2 separate regions of the Homo sapiens genome follow, and region 2 is linked to region 1. The links are chromatin contacts, found by POLR2A ChIA-PET in ENCODE. All regions are on one chromosome and are shown on one strand. Each heading gives the region's core, a stretch centred on a gene start or an enhancer-like site at or near the end of the contact. The rest is flanking DNA. Distances are from core to core; before and after follow the strand shown. Region 1 holds the start of CDC6 (cell division cycle 6). Region 2 holds the start of IFI35 (interferon induced protein 35).

Evidence for each region. ChIA-PET counts read pairs that join two places held with the same protein, here RNA polymerase II (POLR2A).
Region 2: POLR2A ChIA-PET joins it to region 1 with 11 read pairs in AG04450. The contact joins the promoter of IFI35 here to the promoter of CDC6 in region 1. POLR2A ChIA-PET finds 5 or more read pairs at or near these places in 2 of 52 experiments (AG04450 and activated CD4-positive, alpha-beta T cell).

Annotation. Positions count from the first base shown.
Region 1 is chr17:40,283,742-40,290,082 of GRCh38, reverse strand. It overlaps CDC6 (cell division cycle 6), which reads right to left and starts at 2,204. Exons shown (of 12, transcript NM_001254.4): 1 at 1,993-2,204; 2 at 485-675. The coding sequence starts at 662. It overlaps WIPF2 (WAS/WASL interacting protein family member 2), which reads right to left. Exons shown (of 8, transcript NM_133264.5): 8 at 5,947-6,341. RefSeq lists enhancers at 1,589-1,658, 1,689-1,868, 1,637-2,444.
Region 2 is chr17:43,003,120-43,010,214 of GRCh38, reverse strand. IFI35 (interferon induced protein 35) reads right to left here and starts at 3,431. Exons shown (of 7, transcript NM_001330230.2): 1 at 3,247-3,431. The coding sequence starts at 3,267. RefSeq lists an enhancer at 3,262-3,571.

The DNA.
Region 1 (6,341 bases), core at 955-3,454:
GAGTTCGGTAAGCACTTAGCAACCATTCTGAAAATAACTAAAATGAAGAGTAGTCTTAGGCCAGGAGCGGTAGCTCATGCCTATAATCCCAGCACTTTGGGAGGCCGAGGCAGTTGGATCACCTGAGGTCAGGAGTTCAGAGACCAGATTGGCCAATATGGCAAAACCCTGTCTCAACTAAAAATCCAAAAAAAAAAAAAAAAAAAATTAGCCAGGCTTGGTGGTGGGCGCCTGTAATCCCAGCTACTTGGGAGGCTGAGGCAGGAGAATCGCTTGAACCCAGGAGGCGGAGGTTGCAGTGAGCCAAGATCGCACTATTGCACTCCAGCCTGGGAGATGGAGCGAGACTCTGTCTCAAAAAAAAAAAAAAAAAAAAAAAGAAGTCTTAACTGAACTTAGAAAGCTCCTTCAAAGGACACACATCTTACCAAGAAAAGAAAGGTCACGAGCTGCTAGTGAAAAAGTGATATAATGGATGGTTTACCCAGACGTTTCCTGGGGCTGAGAGGCAGGGCTTTTACACGAGGAGAACAGGTTACGGTTTGGACATTTGTTGGTTCTAGTTTGGCATCACTGGAGTTTTTAGCTTTGTTCAATGCCCGAGACAGCTTCCTTTTTGGAAAACTGATTGTAGCCTGTGCCTGGGATCGGGTTTGAGGCATGACGACAGCACAGCTAGATTAAAAAAAATAAGAGGACAACTAGTCAATATGTGAAAGTGAAGAGAAAATAACTAACATGGAATTTATTTATACTGATGATTAACACTTATTTCCTAATTATGTTATCACACTTATTTTAGCATTCACTTTTGCTTCACATCCAAATCTATGCAAGAACAGCTGACATTTGTTGTCTACCTACTACGTGGAAGGGCGCTGTTATAAACACTTTAGGTACCAACTCGTTTAACAACGATCTTAGGAGTAGGTACTATTATTAGCCTTTATTTTACACATGAGAAAACTGAGATAAACAGTGGCCCAAAGTCACAGAAAAACAGGAATGTAACCCCGGGCATCTGGTGCCAGAGCCCAAGTTCTTAACCAATTGAGCGATGCAATAACAAGTTACCTGAAATGGGCCGGGCGCGGTGGCCCACGCCTGTAATCCCAGCACTTTGGGAGGCTGAGGCGGGCGGATCACCTGAGGTCAGGAGTTCGAGACCAGCCTGACCAACATGGAGAAACCCCGTCTCTACTAAAAATACAAAAATTACGGCCAAACGCGGTGGCTCACGCCTGTAATCCCAACACTTTGGGAGGCCGAGACGGGCCGAGACCATCCTGGCTAACACGGTGAAACCCCGTCTCTACTAAAAATGCAAAAAATTAGCCGGGCGTGGTGGTGGGCGCCTGTAGTCCCAGCTACTCGGGAGGCTGAGGCAGGAGAATGGCATGAACCCGGGAGGCGGAGCTTGCAGTGAGCCGAGATCGCGCCACTGCACTCCAGCCTGGGAGACCGAGCGAGACTCCGTCTCAAAAAAAAAAAAAAAATTAGCCGGACGTGGTGGCGGGCGCCTGTAGTCCCAGCTACATGAAGAGGCTGAGGCAGGAGAATGGCTTGAACCCGGCAGGCAGAGGTTGCAGTGAGCCGAGATCGCACCACTGCACTACAGCCTGGGCGACAAGAGCGAGACTCCGTCTCAAAAAAAAAAAAAAGTTACATGAATTGATTTATATAGAACTTCTAGTTTCCTCCCTCCAGGCACGCGGGGTGTCTTTATCACCAGTTCAGCCCAGCACCCGCCACATTTAGTCTCTTCTATCCCAAGCCCTCACACTGCAGCTCAGTCTTCCCTCAGTTCTTTCCGCCCCTGCACTCAGTCCTCATTCTAGGCAGCTCTCAACGCACCCCAGAATATTTCCTTCCTACAACTTTCACCTCCTTCACACCACGCATAACTGCTAGAACTACCCCGAGGGCACCTGCCCTTTCCCTGATCCCGACCTCAGACCTCCAGCGAGCTCAGCTCTTTTCCCTTCACTTCACCTCAGGCCTCGCCGGAACCCGCAGCCTTCACCCAGCTCCGCTGCCTCACAGACCCCAGGCCTCCTCGAGCAATCCTCTTCTTTCCACCTCCTCAGTGCAGGATCCTTCTCACGTCTCTCACACGCAGCCTCTCGGACTCACCACCACAAGCCCCTGAACAAACTGCACAGCGGCAGCAGCAAACTCCAGCCGCGCTCGCGCCAAATCCGAATGGCCACAGCGTTCCCACCTCCCGCCAAAGCCCGGCCTCGATTCTGATTGGCTGTAGTCACAGAGCCTTTCGCCTTGGGCACCGCCTCTTTTTTTGCTACCAATCCAGTGGAAGAGTTACAGCCAATGAGAGAGCCCCAAGTCTTAGAGTCGCTGTGAGGCCACGACCACTGAACGGGGGAGGGAATCTACATCCGGGGCCTCGGTGGAAAGACGCGCGATTGCGGCAGGGCGACTCTGGGTAAAGCGGGCCGGCCCGCCGCAAAGCACGCTGGGAGGCGTAGTCTTTGCTGCCGCGCAGTCGCACTCTTCCTTCGACTGGAAGTGTCAAGATGTGGTTCCCCTTCTCACTGCCTAAAGTACCCATTTGCATCATCCTGATGGGCTAGATTTTCAGAACTGCTACATGATACCTACCGTTTTGGGTTCTGTGCGCCAGGTATGATGCTAGGCACTTTCCTTACCTCTCTAATGCTCAACCTCGCAAAGTACAAAGCAAACTTCTATACAAGGTTAGAGGTCACAGCATCTTGGTGACAGTGAAGAGCCTAGGATCCAGATCTCCTGATGGCTGAACTAGTGATTTTTATGGTAAAGTTCTACACACCTATATAAAGAAAAACTATGCTTCATCATAGTATCTCTTGATTTGTGCTTCAAAGGTGAGAAACAGAGCCAACTCTTTACTTTTATTTCGTTCAACCTAAGAATATTATGTTCTGTGCATCTTCTTACCATTAATCCACACATCATGGGGAGGGAATTATGACCCCTTAATTTTAAAATCTTTTATGGCGAAACACTAGGGTTTCAGGGCCAGGGAAGACAGCTATATAGAAGAGGCAAGCTGAGTTTTTAATGAAAAATATAAATTAGCGCAGTAATTTGAAGGCCAGCTTCCAAAGCCAATAATTCATCTAAGCCTCAGGTTCCTTTAGAGGCCAGAACCCAATTCTAGGTGATGGTAAACATTTATCTTTTACCCCTCAGTAACAAACAAAATAGAGCCATAAAGCCTAGAAAGAGGGAAGCAACAATATTACGATCATCAGTGAATTGGTACCTAGTTCATGAAGAGAGCCAATATTGAGTGCTTAAGTGTATGCCAGGGGCTGTGCTCAGTATTTTACCTACATCACCTTATTAATCTTCACAAGCACCCCCATGAACCTGGTGTTATTTCACTTTACAAATGAGGGAACTACAGTAGAGGGGAGTTGAGTAAACTTGCCCAAGGTCACACAACTAGTAAGTGGAAGAGCTAGAATTTGAACTCTGAACTCTGACAGAAAATCAAACTCTTGACCACTTTATCATAGGGGGATGATTAGACAGATTCAGGTTCTAAACAGGAAGAGATGGTGGAGTACATTTCGTGAAGGCTTTTTAGCAGCTGAAAACTACAAAAGTGAAGAGAATGGGCTGCCATGAATGGAGAAAGTTACCACACAATGGAAGCTTTTTTTTTTTTTATTTTTGAGACAAGTCTCATTTTATCACCCAGGCTTGAGTGCCGTGCCATGATCTCGGCTCACTGCAATCTCCACCACCTGGGTTCAAGCCATTCTCCTGCCTCAGCCTCCTGAGTAGCCGGGACTACAGGCACGCGTCACCACGCCTGGCTAATATTTGAATTTTTAGTAGAGGGGTTTCACCATGTTGGCCAGGTTGGTCTCAAACTCCTGACTTCATGATCCACCCACCTCAGCCTCCCACAGTGCTGGGATTACAGGCATGAACCACCGCTCTTGGCCACAGTGGAAGCTTTTAAAAGGACTAGATGGTATTTCTGATGTCTTAGTAGGATAGTAGAACTCAGGAAGCAACCTTCACTGTTCGTATTTTTATAACATGGGCACCTAAGAATTGCCCTTAATAACCTGAAATGGTAATGTGTGCCCAGCCAGCTGTAAGGGGTGGTTATGGTAAACAACCTAGGAAGCTATGAGTACTTAGCATGCATATTGGAACCTATGAAAACACCAGGAAATGGCTGGGTGCGGTGGCTCACGCCTGTAATCCCAGCACTTTGGGAGGCTGAGGCGGGTGGATCACGAGGTCAGGAAATCGAGACCATCCTGGCTAACACGGTGAAACCCCGTCTCTACTAAAATACAAAAAAATTAGCCAGGCGTGGTGGCGGGTGCCTATAGTCCCAGCCACTCAGAAGGCTGCGGCGGGAGAATGGTGTGAACCCGGGAGGTGGAGCTTGCAGTGAGTGGAGATCACGCCACGCCACTGCACTCCGGCCTGGGCGACAAAGCGAGACTCCGCCTCAAAAAAAAAAGAAAAGAAGACACTAGGAAACATAGCAGTGGCCCAAGAAAAGCCTACAGGTGTAAATGACCACTGTGGAAGCAGGCAAATAATCACAGAATGTCAGGACTGAAAGGTTATCTACTTGAAGCTTTTCCTTTGCACTAATAATGATCCTCCAGTAACGTGATGCGTACACATCATATTGTTTCTTGCTTCTGTGCCTTTGTTTTTGCTGTTTCCTCTGTCTGGAATGCCACTAACCATCCATCTTCCCTGGCTAACTCCCATAAAGCCTTTTAATATCCTGCATAGGTTTCTCCTGGTAGCTATCCTGAAGTCTACTAAACTATGAGTTCCTTGGAGTCAAAGACCATGTCTTAGCCTTGCACAGTGGCATGCATCTGTAATTCCAGCTACTCGGGAGGCTGAGGTGGGAGGATCCCTTGAGCCCAGTTTGAGGACAGCCTGGACAACATAGGGAGACCCATTTCCAAGTTGGAAAAAAAAAAAAAAGACTTTTTATTTGGAGTCTCGCTCTGTCGCCCAGGCTGGAGTGCAGTGGCACAATCTCAGCTCACTGCAACCTCCACCCAACCGGGTTCAAGCAACTCTCCTGCCTCAGCCTCCTGAGTAGCTGGGATTACAGGCGCCCATAATTTTAGTAGACGGGGTTTCACCATATTGGACAGACTGGTCTCAAACTCCTGACCTCAGGTGATCCACCTGCCTCAGCCTCCCAAAGTGCTGGGATTACAGGCGTGAGCCACCGCGCCCGGCAAAAACAGACTTTTCATCTTCATATTGTAGATGCCTGGTACAGAGTAAAGTGTACAATAAGAGCTTGCTGAATGAAGGAATGGAAAGGACATTCTTGCCAAGTGGACATCCACCCTTTGCATAAACACTTGTGGCTGGAGAGCATACAGTCTTTTAAGTCTCACACCCCTAAGCCTAGGAATGGAGAATGAATTCAATTATGTGTGAAAATGATCCAGACTGGGCTCCAGTGATGTCAGAGGCAAAGCATTTCCCCAGTTGTCCTCTGGGGCAGTCAGAATCCTGAGGCTGACATATTTCTAGTTCTAATTCATTTTCCATAGTTCCTTTACCTCTCTTTGCAGAGTACTAGGAAGTTGGAGACAGGCAGCTTTCTTCCAGTGGGTCGTTTAGTTCATGGTTAGATTGGGTTGGGAAATACTTAAGAGGTACATTCATGGCAAGCAGCTCTGCCTCAGTAATGGAAGGAAAACTAGTGTCCTTATCACCTGCTAACTCATACACAGTATCATGGAGAAGGAATCAAATCACACTGGAAGAACCTGTCTGGCATCCTTTTGTGTGACTGTGTGTGTAGACACACACACACACACACACACACACACTAGCAATACCATCACAAGAAGACAGAATGAATTATAGGGTTAGGAAGTCGAAGGTCATTTAGGCAAGCTCCATTTGCAGGCTATTTCAAGTCAGGAGGAACAATTCAATCAATAAATAGGTAGTTTATTAACCATATTAATAACAATGATGGGTCAAATAATCGGAGATTCAGCCCATCTGGGAAGTACGGATGAAAATGAAAGGAGTCCTTTTTTTTCTTCCCCTCCCTCCCTCATCCTCATAGGTTTTTATATCTAAATTATGTGAGAGTGATTCATACACACACCCATTATGAATCAGTAAGAGAAATAACTTCAAGACCTTTGCTAGTGATGAAAGTGCAAGTTAAGCTCATTAAGCCTTAGTGGTTATGATGTCAGCTGACCACAGTAAGGAGAGAATGTCTGGTTGAATTTTTACACCTAAAGTCAAAGTTCAAGAAAACCAGCTAAGATTCAGCTTAAAAAGCAGTGACGAAAAACAGCCAACACCCACAT
Region 2 (7,095 bases), core at 2,182-4,681, 2.7 Mb before region 1:
CGCCCAGGCTGGAGTGCAGTGGCGCGATCTCTGCTCACTGCAAGCTTCGCCTCCCAGTTCACTTCATTCTCCTGCCTCAGCCTCCCGATTAGCTGGGACTACAGGTGCCCGCCACCACGCCTGGCTAATTTTTTTGTATTTTTAGTAGAGACGGGGTTTCACCGTGTTAGCCAGGATGGTCTCGATCTCCTGACTTCATGATCTGCCCGTCTTAGCCTCCCAAAGTGCTGGGATTACAGGTGTGAGACACCGCGCCCAGCCCTCTATTTTTTTTTCTTTTCTGAGACGGAGTCTCCCTCTGTTGCCTAGGCTGGAGTGCAGTGGCGCAATATCGGCTCGCTGCAAACTCCACCTCCCGGATTCAACAGATTCTCCTGCCTCAGCCTCCCAAGTAGCTGGGATTACAGGCACCTGCCACCACTCCTGGCTAATTTTTTTTATTTTTTATTTATTTATTTATTTTGAGACAGAGTCTCGCTCTGTCGCCAGGCTGGAATGCAGTGGCAGGATCTCGGCTCACTGCGACCTCTGACTCCCGGGTTCAAGCGATTCTCCTGCCTCAGCCTCCCGAGTAGCTGGGACTACAGGCACGCACCACCATGCCCAGCTAATTTTTGTATTTTTAGTAGAGATGGGGTTTCACCATGTTGGCCAGGATGGTCTCAATCTCTTGACCTCGTGATCCACCCACCTCGGCCTCCCAAAGTGCTGGGATTACAGGAGTGAGCCACCGTGCCCGGCTCTAATTTTTTATTTTTAGTAGAGATGGGGTTTCACCATGTTGGCCAGGCTGGTCTCAAACTTCCCACCTGAAGTGATCTGCCCAACTCAGCCTCACAAAGTGCTGGGATTACAGGCAGGAGCCACGGACCCAGGCCCCCTAATCTTCCCATTTTTAATAGAAATAAAAAATCTGGGCAGGTTGTTGTGGCACATGCCTGTAATCCCAGCACTTTGGGAGGCCAAGGGAGGCAGATCGCTTGAGCCCAGGAGTCTGAGACCAGCCTGGGCAACAGGACAAAACTCTACCTCTACAAAATATTTAAAAATTAGCCAGGCATGGTGGCACATGCCTGTAGTCCCAGCTACTCGGGAGGCTGAGATGGAAGGATCTATTGATCCCTAGAGGTGGAGGTGGCTGCAGTGAGCCATGATCCAGCCACTGCACTGCAGCCTGGAAAAAACAGTGAGATCTTGTCTCCAAAAAACAAAAAATCTGGATTTTTATTTGAAAAAGATGGCCCAATTTAACGTATATAAAGCCGGGTGCTGTGGCTCAAGCCTGTAATCTCAGCATTTTGGGAGGCTAAGGGAGGCAGATCATGTGAGGTCAGGAGTTCGAGACCAGCCTGGCCAACATGCTGAAACCCTGTCTCTACAAAAAATTAGCCATGCTGGGCACGGTGGCTCACGCCTGTAATCCCAGCACTTTGGGAGGCTGAGGCAGGCGGATCACGAGGTCAGGAGTTCGAGACCATCCTGCCTAACACAGTGCAACCCCATCTCTACCAAAAATACAAAAAACTAGCTGGGCGTGGTGGCGGGTGCCTGTAGTCCCAGCTACTTGGGAGGCTGAAGCAAGAGAATGGCATGAACCCATGGGGCGGAGCTTGCTGTGAGCCGAGATCCTGCCACTGCACTCCAGCCTGGGTGACAGAGCGAGACTCCATCTCAAAAAAAAAAAAAAAAAAAAAAAATGAGCCAGGCGTGGTGGCATGTGTGCCTATAATCCCAGCTACTTGGGATGCTGAGGCAAGAGAATCACTTGAATCTGGAAGGCAGAGGTTGCAGTGAGCCAAGATCATGCTATTGCACTTCAGCCTGGGCAACAAGAGTGAAACTCCATCTCAAAAAAAAAAAAAAAAAAAAAAGGAAAGAAAAGTCCGGGCATGGTGGCTTACACCTGTAATCCCAGCACTTTGGGAGCTTGAGGGGGGCAGATCACGAGGTCAGAAGATCAAGACCATCCCGGCTAACACGGTGAAACTCCATTTCTACTAAAAATACAAAAAATTAGCCAGGCATGGTGGAACGTGCCTGTACTCCCAGTTACTTGGGAGGCTGAGGCAGGAGAATCGCTTGAACCCGGGAGGCAGAGGTTGCAGTGAGCCGAGATCATGCCACTGTACTCCAGCCTAGGAGACAGAGTGAGACTCCGTCTCAAAAAAAAAAAAAAAAAAGGGATTGTCCTTGGGGAACTGGGGTTCTGAAAAGGTTGGCAATAATAATATTAAGAAGAAACACATATTGAATGCTCTGTAGGTGCTAAGCAGTGGGATAAGTTTTTACCGTGTTAATCTATGGATTACCTAGTGTGATTCTTAAAGTATAATTCTTATAGTATATATATATATATATATATATATAAATTTTGTGTGTGTGTGTGTGTGAGAGACAGTCTCCCTCTGTTGCCCAGAGTGGAGCATAGTGGTACAATCTCGGCTCACTGCAACCTCTGCCTCCCAGGTTCAAGCAATTCTCCCGCCTCAGTCTCCCTAGTAGCTGGGATTACAGGTGTGTGCCACCATGCCTGGCTAATTTTTGTGTTTTTAGTAGAGATGGGGTTTTGCTATGTTGGCCAGGCTGGTCTCGAACTCCTAACCTCAAGTGATCCACACGCCTCAGCCTCCCAAAGTGCTGGCTGGGATTACAGGTGTGAGCCAACACACCCAGCCTAATTCCTTTAGTTTAATTTTTTTTTTTTTTTTTTTAGACAGAGTCTCGCTGTGTCACCCAGGCTGGAGTGCAGTGATGCAATCTCGGCTCACTGCAACCTCCGCCTCCCAGGTTCAAGTGATTCTCCTGTCTCAGCCTCCCAAGTAGCTGGGATTACAGGCGCACACCACCACACACAGCTAATTTTTTGTATTTTAGTAGAGACGGATTTTCACTGTATTGCCAAGGCCTCCCAAAGTGCTAGGATGACAGGCGTGAGACACCACGCCCGGCCTAGAACAATTGTTATTTGGGTCACAGAACCCGCTGAGTATCTGATGGAAACTACAGATTCTCTCTCCAGAGAAGTGTACACACACAGGATTTAATGAGCTCCTCCTGTCTGAGGCAATAGGTTAGGGAACCAACTCTTGCAGAGGCAACCCCAGCCCTGTGTTTCTCCCCAGCCCTTCAGCAGGTCTGAGATGGGCAGGGTGAGGCTTGGCTGCCAGGCCCTGAGATATCTGCAGGTTCCTAGCCAAGAGGATTACTCCTGTTTCCCCACTTCCCAACTCCCTCCTCCTCACTTACGGCATCCAGTGGGGCTGACATGGGTCTCGGGTCTGTTTGGCAAGAGCTGAGGCTTCAGAGCTGGGCACAGTGGCAGAATTCACAGCAACTGAACTCTTGTTTGTACCCCCCAAAGGGCTGTGGTCTCTCTCAGCCCCAGCAAGACCCGAAATACACCTCAGGAGGCTCTGCTCGCAGGCTGTTTGCTTCCACTTTCATTTCCGTGAAATCCCTGCCTTCTGGCGCTCACATGCCGCCCCCTGCCGAGGCTTCCCCACCCCTGGGAGGAGCCTTCTTGGTCAGCAAAGTCGACTTCACTCAGCCAGGCTGCCTCAAGGAAAGCCACCTCACCCCAACTGCAAACTGGCCCCCATCAACCATTCCCAGCAATCTCCGACAAGCCCATTGGTAGACCCTGCTTTGTCAATGGATTATTTCCCTAGAGCCTAGAATAATGCTGGGCACATTGAACATTGATAAAATAATTGCTGAATGAGCTGGGTGCGGCGGCTCACACCTGTAATCCCAGCATTCTGGGAGGCCCAGGCGGGCAGATCACCTGAGGTCAGGAGTTAGAGACCAGCCTGGCCAACATGGTGAAACCCCACCTTTACTAAAAAAATACAAAAATTAGCCGGGCGTGGAGGTGCATTCCTGTAATCCCAGCTACTTGGGAGGCCGAGGCAGGAGAATAGCTGGAACCCGGAGGCAGAGGTTGCATTGAGCTGAGATGGTGCCATTGCACTCCAGCCTGGGTGACAAGAGTGAAACTCCATCTCAAAAAATAAATAAAACAATAATTGCTGAATGAATGAGAAACACAGTCAGGACAGATAACGCCCATAGTTCAAGTTCACAAAACTGCCGGGTGCGGTGGCTCACACCTGTAATCCCAGCACTTTGGGAGGCCCAGGTGGGCAGATCACCTGAGATCCCAAGTTAGACACCAGCCTGGCCAACGTGGTGAAACCCCGTCTTTACTAAAAAAATACAAAAATTATCCGGGTGTGGTGGTGTATTCCTGTAATCCCAGCTACTTGGGAGGCCGAGGCAGGAGAATAGCTGGAACCTGGGAGGCAGAGGTTGCATTGAGCCAAGATCGCGCTGTTGCACTCCAGCCTGAGTGACAAGAGCGAAACTCCATCTCAAAAAATAATAATTGCTGAATGAATGAGAAACACAATCAGGACAGATAAAGTCCACAGTTCAAGTTCACAAAACTGCCAGGCGCAGTGGCTCATGCCTTGTAATCCCAGCACTTTGGGAGGTCCAGGCGGGTGGATCACGAGACCATCCTGGCCACCATGGTGAAACCCTGTCCCTACTAAAATACAAAAAATTAGCCGGGCCGGATCACACCACTGCACTCCAGCCTGGGCAACAGAGTGAGATTCTGACTAAAAAAAAAAAAAAAGTGCCAATCCCAGCAGCTGGGCCCACTGGTAACATGTGCCTATAGTTCCAGCAGGTTGAGGCAGGAGGACTGCTTGAGCCCAGGAGTTCGAGGCCAGCCTGGGCAACACAGTGAATCTTGTCTCTTAAAAAAAAAAAAAAAAAAAAAAAAAAGGCTGGGTGCAGTGGCTCACGCCTGTAATCCCAGCACTTTGGGAGGCTGAGGCGGTGAATCACTTGAGGTCAGGAGTTTGAGACCAGCCTGACCAACATGGGGAAACCCTGTCTCTACTAAAAATACAAAAATTAGCCGGGCGTGGTGGCATGCGCCTGTAGTCCCAGCTACTCGGGAGGCTGAGACGGGGGAATCGCTTGAACCCGGGAGGCGGAGCTTGCAGTGAGCCGAGATCGTGCCACTGCACTCCAGCTGGGTGACAGAGCGAGACTCTGGCTCAAAAAAAAAAAAAAGAAAAAAGTTCACAAAACTGTTAACAGTGGCCAGCAAGGAGAGCTATCGTCTGCCCAACACGCTTGTGCCTTACATGAATTAACTCTTCAAAACAATGCCATGAAGTTGGTTCTATTTTCTTCACTTTACAGATGAGAAAATTGAGGCACAGAGCATTAGAAACTTGCCCAAGGTCACAGGGCTAGGAATCAAAGCATGGATCCAAACCTGGTAGGAACAGTATTTACACTTGGGCCTTGAGGTAGAGTGGAAAAAAATTTGCTGTATTTTTCCTCAAAAGTTTTAAATTCAGCCCCATTTCTGTGACCCTGAGTAGGCAAGCTACTTAATAGAAGTCTGTCTCAATAGAGATGCCTTAATACTTAAGTGTGTGAAGATTCAATTAAAAAGTTTCCTGGCTGGGTGCAGTGGCTCACACCTGTAATCCCAGCACTTTGGGACGCCAAGGTGGGTGGATCATGAGATCAGAAGTTCAAGACCATCCTGGCCAACATAGTGAAACCCCATCTCTTCTAAAAATACAAAAATTAGCTGGGTGTGGTAGCACACTCCTGTAGTCCTAGCTACTTGGGAGGCTGAGGCAGGAGAATCGCTTGAACCCCGGGGCGGGGCAGAAGTTGCAGTGAGCCGATAGTGCCACCTCGCTCCGGACTGGGTGGGTGAAAGAGCAAAACTCCATCTTAAAAAAAAGTGGCTGGGCGCGGTGGCTCACGCCTGTATTCCAGCACTTTGGGAGGCTGAGGTAGAACGATCACAAGGTCAGGAGATCCAGACCATCCTGGCTAACACGGTGAAACCCCGTCTCTACTAGAAATACAAAAATATTAGCCGGGCATGGTGGCAGGCGCCTGTAGTCCCAGCTACTCGGGAGGCTGAGGCAGGAGAATGGCGTGAACCCGGGAGGCGGAGCTTGCAGTGAGCCGAGATCGTGCCACTGCACTCCAGCCTGGGCAACAGAGCAAGCCTCTGTCTCAAAAAAAAAAAAAAAAAGTTTCCTAGTAACCTAGCCCAAAGTTTTTTCCAGTTACTCACCAATCCTACTTTTGGCCCCTTCCCGCCACCCCGCCCCCTCTGGTTCCCAAGTGCAAGTGTGGTACCTAGCAGACTTGGCAAACTGGCCTGTTTGAATCTTAGTTCCCTCTAGCGACAGAACCATTCAGATGGAGCACCTATTTCATTCATGAAACATGACTAGTTACAGTCCATTGAGAGATAAAATGCCAGATCCTAAGAACCAAATGTCTCTCCTGCACTACACAGTAGTGGCACAACCCAATGCCCCAAAGCTCCTTTGATCACTTTCTTTCAAGTCTCTGCCAGCCAGGCCATTTGAGGAGCACTCCCTTGTCCTATTAAACAGCTGCTCTAGGCTCAGGGATTCACCAAAGGCATCTGTCGTTACCACCAGGAGCAGGTCTCCAGGGTGGTCCCCATCTCACCTACACCAGTACCAGTGTCACCTGAAAACCTGCTAGAAACTCAGACCTACTGGATCAGTCTGAGGGCAGGATTTCAGCAATCCGTGGTTTAACAAACCATCCAGGTGACCTCTATCTGTGCTAAGGTTTGAGAATTTCAGGTTAGTGGTTCTCAATCAAAAATACCTGATCCCCACCACTCAGGGGCCTTTGGTTGTCACAAGGAGGGGCAGAGTGTGTGTGGCAGAGGTTCTCCTGGCATGTAATGGGTAGAAGCCAGGGAGGCTACACAATTCTTCACAGGGATTATCAGGCTAAGGACAGAGGCAGCATAAATCTCATTAAGGCAGATTTAACATTTTCCCAGCCCCTCATCCATCACCCAGCGTCTTTTTTTTTTTTTTTTTTTGAGATGGAGTCTTGCTGTTGTCAGACTGCAGTGCAGTGGTGCTATCTCAGCCCTCCCTGCAACTTCCGCCTCCCGGGTTCAAGCAATTCTCCTGCCTCAACCTCCCGAGTAGCTGGGACTACAGGCGTGCACCACCAGGCCCAGATAATTCTTAGTATTTTTTAGGAGAGACAAGGTTTCAC